Linked DNA regions of Homo sapiens: region 1 is linked to region 2. The links are chromatin contacts, found by Hi-C or POLR2A ChIA-PET in ENCODE. All regions are on one chromosome and are shown on one strand. The core of a region is the stretch at or near the end of the contact, and the rest is flanking DNA. Distances in the headings are between cores, read along the strand shown.

The links. Hi-C counts contacts between places; a loop is a spot of excess contacts on that map. ChIA-PET counts read pairs that join two places held with the same protein, here RNA polymerase II (POLR2A). Pooled maps may share reads with other maps.
Region 1: a loop to region 2 is called in a pooled map, with 3 times the contacts of the local background. The contact joins the promoter of MTX1 here to the enhancer-like site in region 2. A Hi-C loop is called at or near these places in 3 of 50 pooled maps. POLR2A ChIA-PET finds 5 or more read pairs at or near these places in 4 of 52 experiments (CD8-positive, alpha-beta T cell, activated B cell, activated naive CD8-positive, alpha-beta T cell and 1 more).

Annotation. Positions count from the first base shown.
Region 1 is chr1:155,205,444-155,210,238 of GRCh38, reverse strand. It overlaps MTX1 (metaxin 1), which reads right to left and starts at 1,544. Exons shown (of 8, transcript NM_002455.5): 1 at 907-1,544. The coding sequence starts at 1,434. THBS3 (thrombospondin 3) reads left to right here and starts at 2,342. Exons shown (of 23, transcript NM_007112.5): 1 at 2,342-2,441; 2 at 3,833-4,039. The coding sequence starts at 2,363. It overlaps THBS3-AS1 (THBS3 antisense RNA 1), which reads right to left. Exons shown (of 6, transcript NR_183238.1): 6 at 4,750-4,795. RefSeq lists a silencer at 995-1,194 and an enhancer at 2,558-3,341.
Region 2 is chr1:155,533,948-155,538,199 of GRCh38, reverse strand. All of the region lies in intron 1 of ASH1L (ASH1 like histone lysine methyltransferase), which reads left to right. Among named protein-coding and RNA genes, the nearest start is that of ASH1L-AS1, 26 kb to the left of the region's middle. Within about 2 kb of position 1,944, at least 9 of the 41 ENCODE cell types and tissues checked have a DNase peak (open chromatin) inside an H3K27ac peak, as active enhancers do; they include CD8-positive, alpha-beta T cell, where a contact is called at or near this core.

The sequences.
Region 1 (4,795 bases), core at 295-2,794, 330 kb after region 2:
TAGTATCTTAGTCTCGAAAAAAAAGGGGGAGTCACTACCATTTCTATTTTACAAATGGACAACACAGGGCTCAGAGAGATTCCGGACATGTCTGTGATTACAGGACAGCCAGGAAAATCCTTTCCTCTATCTCCTCTCTTGCCATCTACCTGGTGAACATCTATCCTCAGAAGCTTTTCCTAACCAGTATCCCTCTTCTTGGAAGCACTGATAATGCCCTTCTCTTTGGCAGTATCTGTGGTCTGTTCCTACTTTAACTTATATGTGAATATTTTATTATATTTATTTGCTTACCTATCTGCCTTTCTGTAAACTCGAAGGGAGGAACCAAATTTTATTCATCTTTGCCTGGCAATGTTTAATATTTGGAAGAAATCTAATAGATCCTCTTTAAAGCAAGGAGTCAATGAATAAATGAAGCAAAGGAAGTCTGATTGCTAAGCTCTTTATACAAAGCCTGGCTGTGAGTCGTTTGGTCTAACAAACAATAGCCTCAGTAAATGCTGTTAAGTGAGGAGGAAGAGGAGAAGGGGGCTGAGGAGAAGGCAGGAATTCCAAGCTAGAGTAGGTCCCTGAGACAGTCCAGCCTAGTAAACCTCCGAATGGAGAAAAAAAATGCCCAAAGAGAAAGGATCTCCGCAAGGTCACACAGCCAGTGAATGGATGAGCAAGGACTAGAACCCATCACCTGAACTCCCAACCAGGCGTCTTTTCATTGCTGCATTAAGCCTAGAAAACTACAGCATAGGGCACTGAGGCCATATCGGCCACGTACGCTCTTTGACTGCCTCAGTTTCCCCCACTGCGCCCGTGCTGAGTAGCCCTGGCAAGGTTTGGATGCTTGGCTAGTTCGGCCCCCTCCCCAGTCATCAGGGCACAGCAGAGGGCGCCGGCGCCACCCCTCACCAGCACGGCCAGGCTGTCCAGGTCCACTGACGGCAGCCCCCAGCCCCCTGACCAGCAGAACAGCTCCATGGGCGCCGCCATCTTGCCCACCCTCTGTCCCGGAAACACTTCCTTGTGTGCTTCTGCCCTCCCCTGCCTGGGCCCGCCCCCCGCCACCGCCCCTCCGATCGTTGCGGTCAGGGGGCCTGGGGAGATCCCCGGGGAGGCGAGGCTTCTTCTGGCCCGACTGGCAGCTGAACTGCGGGGGACTGGGCCGCGGGCCTCGGGGGAGGGCGGCCGCCGGCCCATCCAGAGGTGGCCCACGTAGCGGGACAGCGCTGTCGGCCCGGCGCGCCTCGGAGAGTCACGGCGCCTCGTCCAAGTGGAGCCCCGAACCCCTGAAGGCGCGGCAGGCTCTGGAGAGCGGGGTCTTGTGCGCCTGGGCCAGGTCTGGGGGCTCTTGCCAAACTGCACGTGGCCTGTACTGCTCCAGGGCCCCTTGGGGCTCGTCCCCGAGCGGGGACTGCGGGGGGGTCCCCCGAGCAGCATGTTTTCCACAGCGCGTTATGTTTGGAGCGGGCCCTGCGCCGCCTGTCGCCATGGAAACAAAACAGGGGCGGTGGCGGCGGCCGGAGCGGAGGCCGGGCTGGGGCTTGGGTGGGGGAGGGGAAGAGAGGCTCGCAGGCTGTCGCTTAGGTGACGGGAACTCAGGCGCCCCTCTGCTTCATCCGGGTCACGGCCCGTCCGCTAGTACCCACAGTGTTCCACAGTCTGGTCCTTGGCTCCTCGCCTGTACCCCTGGTCTTCTGCGCCTGTCCCTGGTGTCCCTTTCCTCTTTTTTGGTTTCTTCACTCTGACCTCACTGACCACTGCTTTAGATTCTCCCTTCAGTTCCCGTCAGACGCTTCCAGACTCCCAAGCTTTCCTACGAATGAGGGAAAATGGAGAAACAGGCACTTGTCAGGGGACCCCCCACCCTAATAAAGAGCACTTGCTCCGCCAGAACAGCAAAATTCATGCCATGTGGGCATCCCTGGGCACTATAGCAAGCTAGTTGCGGCCACTCCCTTGGCATCCTTTCCTGCCAGCTGTGGAATAATGCCCACTGTCTAGCACTGCCCCTGCCAGGGGTTCTTGCCTTCCACAATCGTGGCTTCCAGAAAACAGTGGCATTCGGTAGCGCTGTGTGCCGAGACCCCCAACAATGATGACTGCGGAGAGGGAGGCACCTGGGGGAGGATCATTAGGGAGAGGTAGAAAGCAGGGAGGCCTCCAGGATTCTTTCCCAGTGCCCCTGGTTCCCAGAGCTGATGATGCCTCCAGGGTGATTGGCAGCTCTTTGTTTCAGCCCCCCCTCACCCGCCTGCTGGCCCCCCCTCCAATTCTGTCCCTCCGCCCCCCGGCTCCTGCTCTCTCCGCCTAGCCTTTTCCCCTCCCAGCTGCCTGCCTGCCAGGGGTAGTGAGCCGGCTGAGAGGCATGGAGACGCAGGAACTTCGGGGGGCCCTGGCTCTTCTCCTCCTTTGCTTTTTCACATCTGCCAGTCAGGATCTGCAGGGTAAGCCTGTCTCCATCCTCTTAGACCGCTCTCTGCTTCTTCCCCATTTGCCCTCAGCCCAAGTAGCAGAGAACATGTGGGCAAGGGGAGAGGGGAAGAGTCCAGAAATTGAGCCAGAGGAAAACTTAAGACTGCCTAGAGTTGGTGAAATTATGGCCTGGTGGAGAGGAGTGGGCACCGGAGAGTAGTGGGGGAGCTGGAACAGGACAGGGTCAGGCATGAGGCCAGGGCAGAGGACTCAGGAACTGGATGCTCAGGCTGCCTGGCTGGGGTGGTTCCTGAGCATCTGTAGGCACCCTAGGGTCTGGGAGAGCAGCCTGAAGGTGGGCGTACTGTAGGTCCCTGGGCTTCGTCCCCCTGGGCTCCTGGCTGCCCAAGGACAGGGCGGGGGTGGGGACCAAGAAGCCTGGGCTCTCCCGGAGGTCTGGTGGTGGGATGGGCCGATGGATGTGGGAGAGGTAGCTGGAGCAGATGACACAGGCATAGATTCTTTACTGGCTGGAGGGAAAACCACAGATTGGCCAGGACACAGGAGGCAGAGGAGCTGGGTCCTACATTCCCGTGGGAGATAGCCCAGATGGTGGGAGGGTTAGAGTCCTCAGTGGGCAGCTGTTCTTATCCAGAGCGAGTGTGCTGCGCCCCTAGGATGGGAGGAGGGGAACTAGGGTGTGGAACGAGCCAAACCCAGGAGTGGAAAGAGAAGCTGCCTTCCATTTCTACGTTGTGGACACCAGGTGCCACTCCTGTGGGGGATCAGCACAGCATCTCCTTTGCGCCACCTGGTGGGGGCATCTCAAATTTGTGGGGTGCTGTTTCTGTGTTTCCAAGTGAGTCTCAAACCTGCAGGTTCCTGGAAGGTAGTAATAGGCAATAATGGGGAAAGGAAGGCACAGTGCCTCTGTCCTCTGAGAGCAACAAGGGTTGAGGTTTTTTTTTGTTTTCGTTTTGTCTTTTTGAGATGGAGTTTCACTCTTGTTGCCCAGGCTGGAGTGCAATGGCGCGATCTCGGCTCACTGCAACCTCCACCTCTCAGGTTCAAGCGAGTCTCCTGCCTCAGCCTCCTGAGTAGCTGGGATTACAGGTGCCCGCCACCACGCCCGGCTAGGTGGTTTTTTTTTCTTTTTTGTTGTTGTTTTTGTATTTTTAGTAGACACGGGGTTTCACCGTGTTGGCCAGGCTGGTCTCGAACTCCTGACCTTAGGCGATCCACCTGCCTCAACCTCCCAAGGTGTTGGGATTACAGGTGCGAGCCACCATGCCCAGCCAAGGGTTGAATTTTGAGGTGACTAACGCTGCCTGGTGGTGGGGGTAGGGGGTGATGTGGGCTCGGGGGAGGGCATACCTTAGCATTTGATCCCATTCTCTAACCTTGATAACCCCTGCCTGACCAGTAATTGACCTGCTGACTGTGGGCGAGTCTCGGCAGATGGTAGCTGTGGCAGAGAAGATCCGGACAGCCTTGCTCACTGCTGGGGACATCTACCTCTTATCCACCTTCCGCCTGCCCCCCAAGCAGGGTGGTGTCCTCTTTGGCCTCTATTCTCGCCAAGACAACACTCGATGGCTGGAGGCCTCTGTTGTAGGCAAGATCAACAAAGGTGACTGGTGGGCATCTCCTTTCTTGCAATGGTGACCTCCTTAAGCACTCTCCCTCATCCCTACTTCCCAAGTGCTTCCTCATTCTCCTTGGCCTCCACTAGGGACCAAGGTCCCATCAGGCTGTGCCCAGACATCAGGGGCACCTGGTATGGGGTGCTTATAAGGTGCTTTAGGAGCCCATGTACCAAACAATAGGGTGAGGCTTGAGTCCTGATATTTATAGGGATGGGAGGTTGTACTTGGGGATGCCTGGAAGGAGGGTGAGGCATGTCTCTGTGCCTCAGCGGTGATACAGAAAGGTCTTTCAGATCCCTGGAACAGGTCAGTGGCCACAAAACCAGCTGTCACCCTAGGAGAGGATACAGTCATCTGATACCAATGAAGACTAAGAAAGTATTTGTCTCTAAACCAATTATTTTTTTAAATGGAGTCTTGCTTTGTCACCTAGGCTGGAGTGCAGTGGTACAATCTCAGCTCACTGCAACCTCTGCCTCCTGGGTTCAAGCAATTCTCCTATCTCAGCCTCCTGAGTAGCTGGGACTACAGGTGCCCACCACCATGCCTGGCTAACTTTTGTATTTTTAGTAGAAACAGGGTTTCGCCATGTTGACCAGGCTGTTCTCGAACTTCTGACCTCAAGTGATCTGCCCACCTTGGCCTTCTAAAGTGCTGGGATTACAGGTGTGAGCCACCGTGCCTGGCCTCTAAAGCAATTTCAAAAACATTTATTGTGTACCTATTAAATACAAGGTGTT
Region 2 (4,252 bases), core at 695-3,194:
TACAAAAATTAGCCTGGCCTGGTGATGCGCACCTGTAGTCCCAGCCACTTTGGAGGCTGAGACAGGAGACTCACTTGAACCCAGGATGCAGAGGTTGCAGTGAGCCAAGATGGTGCCACAGCACTCCAGCCTGGGTGACAGAGTGAGACTCCATCTCCAAAAATAAAAATAAAAAATAAATAAAAATTAAAAAATTTAAAAAATGCCAAAATATTTTAGAGAAAGAAAAGACTGACTGAACCTAAGGAATTCCAACATCTGGAAGTCTGGTAGGCCAAATCAGATCAGCAGATAAGACTCAGGAGTGGCTTCCAGAGAGGTGGCAGGAATGTGTACTATCACAGTAACCTGTAGTAGTTTGTGTCTTGTGTTCATTTTCTTAGTACTGCCTTTTTGAAGGACAGAAGTTTATAGTTTTGGTGAAGTTCAGTTTACCAGCTTTTTTTAAAAAAAAAAAATCATGCTGTCATATCTAAGAAATTTTGCCTAACCCAAAGTCACAAAGATTTCCTTCTACATTTTCTTTTAGGAATTTTATAGTTCGTTTTCGAATTTAGATTTGTGATCCACTTGAGTTAATTTTTGTGTATGATGTGAGGTAAGGGTCTGAGTTCTTTTCTTGCAGATGGATATCCTGTAGTAGATTTGGAGTGAGAAGATTACATTCAATCCAAGTTCTTCTATTTACTAATTTTACAGTCTTAGAGTTAATCACGTTTCGAAGCCTGTTTGCCCATCTATAAAATGTGATTAGTTAAATCTAATAAGATTATTGTCAGAATGAAACAAATGAGACAATAAGTGAAACCACTTTGGCATAGTGTATGGCGCCTAGTAGGACTAAGATAGATAAATGTTAGTGGAGTTTGAAAAACACTCCCAGGATACCCAAATACTCTTCTTGTTTGTTTCTTTAAATTCGTTTCAGTGAGTGAATAATGCCCAAGCTTTTGGTTTTCAGATATAATCATTGTAATATTTAATCCCTTGAAATTACCTCTTAATCTTAAAGTCTATCAGCTTTAAACTCTAGGCAGCAAATGCACTGCAGGCATGTTTTAGGGAGTTTTGACTTCTTTGGGTTTGTTTGATAACATTTGATAAATAATTGCCTTTCTGTGTTGAATTTCTTTCTTTTTTCCCTTTTTTTTTTTTTGAGACAGAGTCTTGCTCTGTCGCCAGGCTGGAGTGCAGTGGTGTGACCTCGGCTCTCTGCAAGCCTCGCCTCCAGGGTTCACACCATTCTCCTGTCTCAGCCTCCCAAGTAGCTGGGACTACAGGCACTCGCCACCACGCCCGGCTAATTTTTTTTTGTATTTTTGGTAGAGACGAGGTTTCACCATGTTAGCCAGGATGGTCTCGATCTCCTGACCTTGTGATCTGCCCATTTCAGCCTCCCAAAGTGCTGGGATTACAGGCATGAGCCACTGCGCCTGGCCTCTTTCTTTTTTCTTTTAACTTTTTTTAGAGACTGGTTCTCACTCTGTCACCCAGGCTGGAGTGCAGTGGCATGATCATAGCTCACTGCAGCCTTGAACTTCTGGGCTTGAGCAGTCATCCTGGATTAGCCTCCCTCATTATGTAGAAGTATTAAAAGCATGGGTTCTACTTTTGACAGACATAGCGTATTCATATATGGGAGCTGTTGAGTAGTGAGAAATGACTGCATATGTTTTGAAGGTAAAGCTGACAGATTTTGCTGACAGACTGCGTGTGTAGGATTTGAGATAAAGGAAGGAGTCAAGGATGATAACAAGTTATTAGGCCAAAAATTTGTCATCTCAATTCAGTAGCAGATGATCTTTTCAAGGCCTGAGTCAGATCATGTCATTTCTTAAAACCATTTTGATGGCTTCCTGTCTCAAAGTAAAAGCTAAAGTCTTTATAAGTCTGCAAGGCCCTCTGTATAAGTCCTGCATGCCCTCTCAGTCTGCGTACTCATTCAGTTCCAGGAAGCCGGGTTGGGCAAAGGTCTCCATTCTATTTCTGAAACACAACAAAAATACTTCCACCTCAAGACCTTCGCACTTACTTTTTGGCTTGACTAGAACCTCCATTTCCTGGGTATGTGATTACTTAGCTAGTTTGATATATCCTAAGAAATATGATGGTTATCTGTGGAAATTTTAAAGAGTCTGAAGCCCAGCACAAATTTAAATGAATAATGTGCTATAAATTTTTTTCTTTTTTTTTTTTTTCTTGAGATGGAGTTTTGCTCTTGTTGCCCAGGCTGGCGTGCAATGGCACGATCTCGGCTCACTGCAATCTCTGCCTCCCAGGTTCAAGAGATTCTCCTGCCTCAGCGTCCTGAGTAGCTGGGATTACAGGCATGCGCCACCACGCCTGGCTAATTTTGTATTTTTATTAGAGACAGTGTTTTTCCATGTTGGTCAGGCTGGTCTCAAACTCCCAACCCAACCTCGGGTGATCTGCCTGCCTCAACCTCCCAAGTGCTGGGATTACAGGTGTGAGCCACCATGCCTGGCCTAATGTGCTATACATTTTTAAATAAAATCTTGTGTCGCTAATTTATACTTTTTTTTTTTTTTTTTAAGAGATGGGGTCTTGCCCTGTTGCCAAGGCTGAAATGCAGTGATATTTTCTTAGCTTACTGAGGCCTCAAGTTCCTGAGTTCAAGCAGTCCTATTGCCTTGGCCTCCCAAAGTGTTGGGATTACAGGCGTGAACCACCACACCCAGCCTATAACTGGTTTTTAATGTTAAGAAATAATGTTGTAATGTTTAGAAATAAAAAGTCTCTAGCCATGTTTAATAAAGATCACAAAGGAAAACAAAAATTCCTTGTAGATGAGCAGGCATGGTGGCTTGCCCCCTGTTAGCTGCGCGGGAGGCTGAGGTGAGAGAATCATTTGAGCTCCAGAGTTTGAGGCTGCAGTGAGCTAAGAAGATGCCACTGCATTCCAGCCTTGGCAACAGAGCAAAACCCAGTCTTAAAAAAAAAAAAAATCCTCAGATAAGACAAGTTAGATTTTACTTTTTTTTTTTTTTTTTAAATGGAGTTTTACTATTGTTGCCCAGGCTGGAGTGCAATGGCACGATCTTGGCTCACCACAACCTCTGCCTTCTGGGTTCAAGCGATTCTCCTGCCTCAGCCTCCCGAGTAGTTGGGATTACAGGCGTGTGCCACCATGTCCCGCTAATTTTTGTATTTTTAGTAGAGAAAAGAGTTTCACTGTGTTGGCTAGGCTGGTCTTGCTCCTGACCTCAGGTGATCCACCCGCCTTGGCCTGCCAAAGTGCTGAGGTTATGGGCATGAGCCACCGCACCTGGCCAGATTTTACTTGTTTTAAGCTAACAATCTACCTGCATTGTTTAATCTATAACATGGCAATTTTAAATAGGTTTACTTATCTAAAAAGAAAAAGAATTGTTCTTCATTGTTCTTCCAGGCTAAAAATCTTATAAAATTCCGTTAACTTTTTCATTTGTATGTTGTTACACTGCCTCCCTCTGTATATAGCATATACATATATTTTCAGCTCTCTCTTTGACTTTCCACTTAAATGTTTCACAGGTACCTAAAATTTAATGTACTTATTACTGAACCCTTTGATCTTCCCTTTCTGTCTCATCCTGGCATACTTCTAGAATATTGGCCCCACAAAGCAAGGGTTTTTGTCTATATTTTGTACTATTGTATCTCCAGTTCTTGATATATAACTTGGTAAATATTTGTTGAATGAGTCTCCAAATGGTACCACCATACCATTTACCATTTGGTCAAGTCTTCAGTTTTTTCCACCCTCATCCTCTCACATTATATTGACAAATATCTAACATGTCTCTTAAATCCACCCGTTTTTCTCTATTTCCATTGTTACCATCCTAATCTAGTATGCTGATATGACTGGTATTCCAGAACCAACTTTTGCTGTCTTTGGAATAATCTTCCTTCCTCAGCAAACAGATGTTTCTCAAAATGTAGGCTTGTATCTTGTTATTGTCCTTCTCAGAGCCCTTTAATACCTTCTTTGTGAATTCCAAATTTTTTTTTTTTTTCTTTTTTGAGATTGGATCTCGGCCTGTTTCCAGCGTGGAGTGCAATGGCACCACCATGGCTCACTATAGCCTTGACCTTCTGGGCTCAAGCAGCTGGGAACTCTCAGAAAATAAATAAATAAATAAAAATAATAATAAAAAAATTTAAAGGAAAGAAAGCACTTAAAGTTCATGAGACCAAGGACCATGTTTGTGTTACTCATGACGGTATCTACAGTGTGTGTCACAATTCT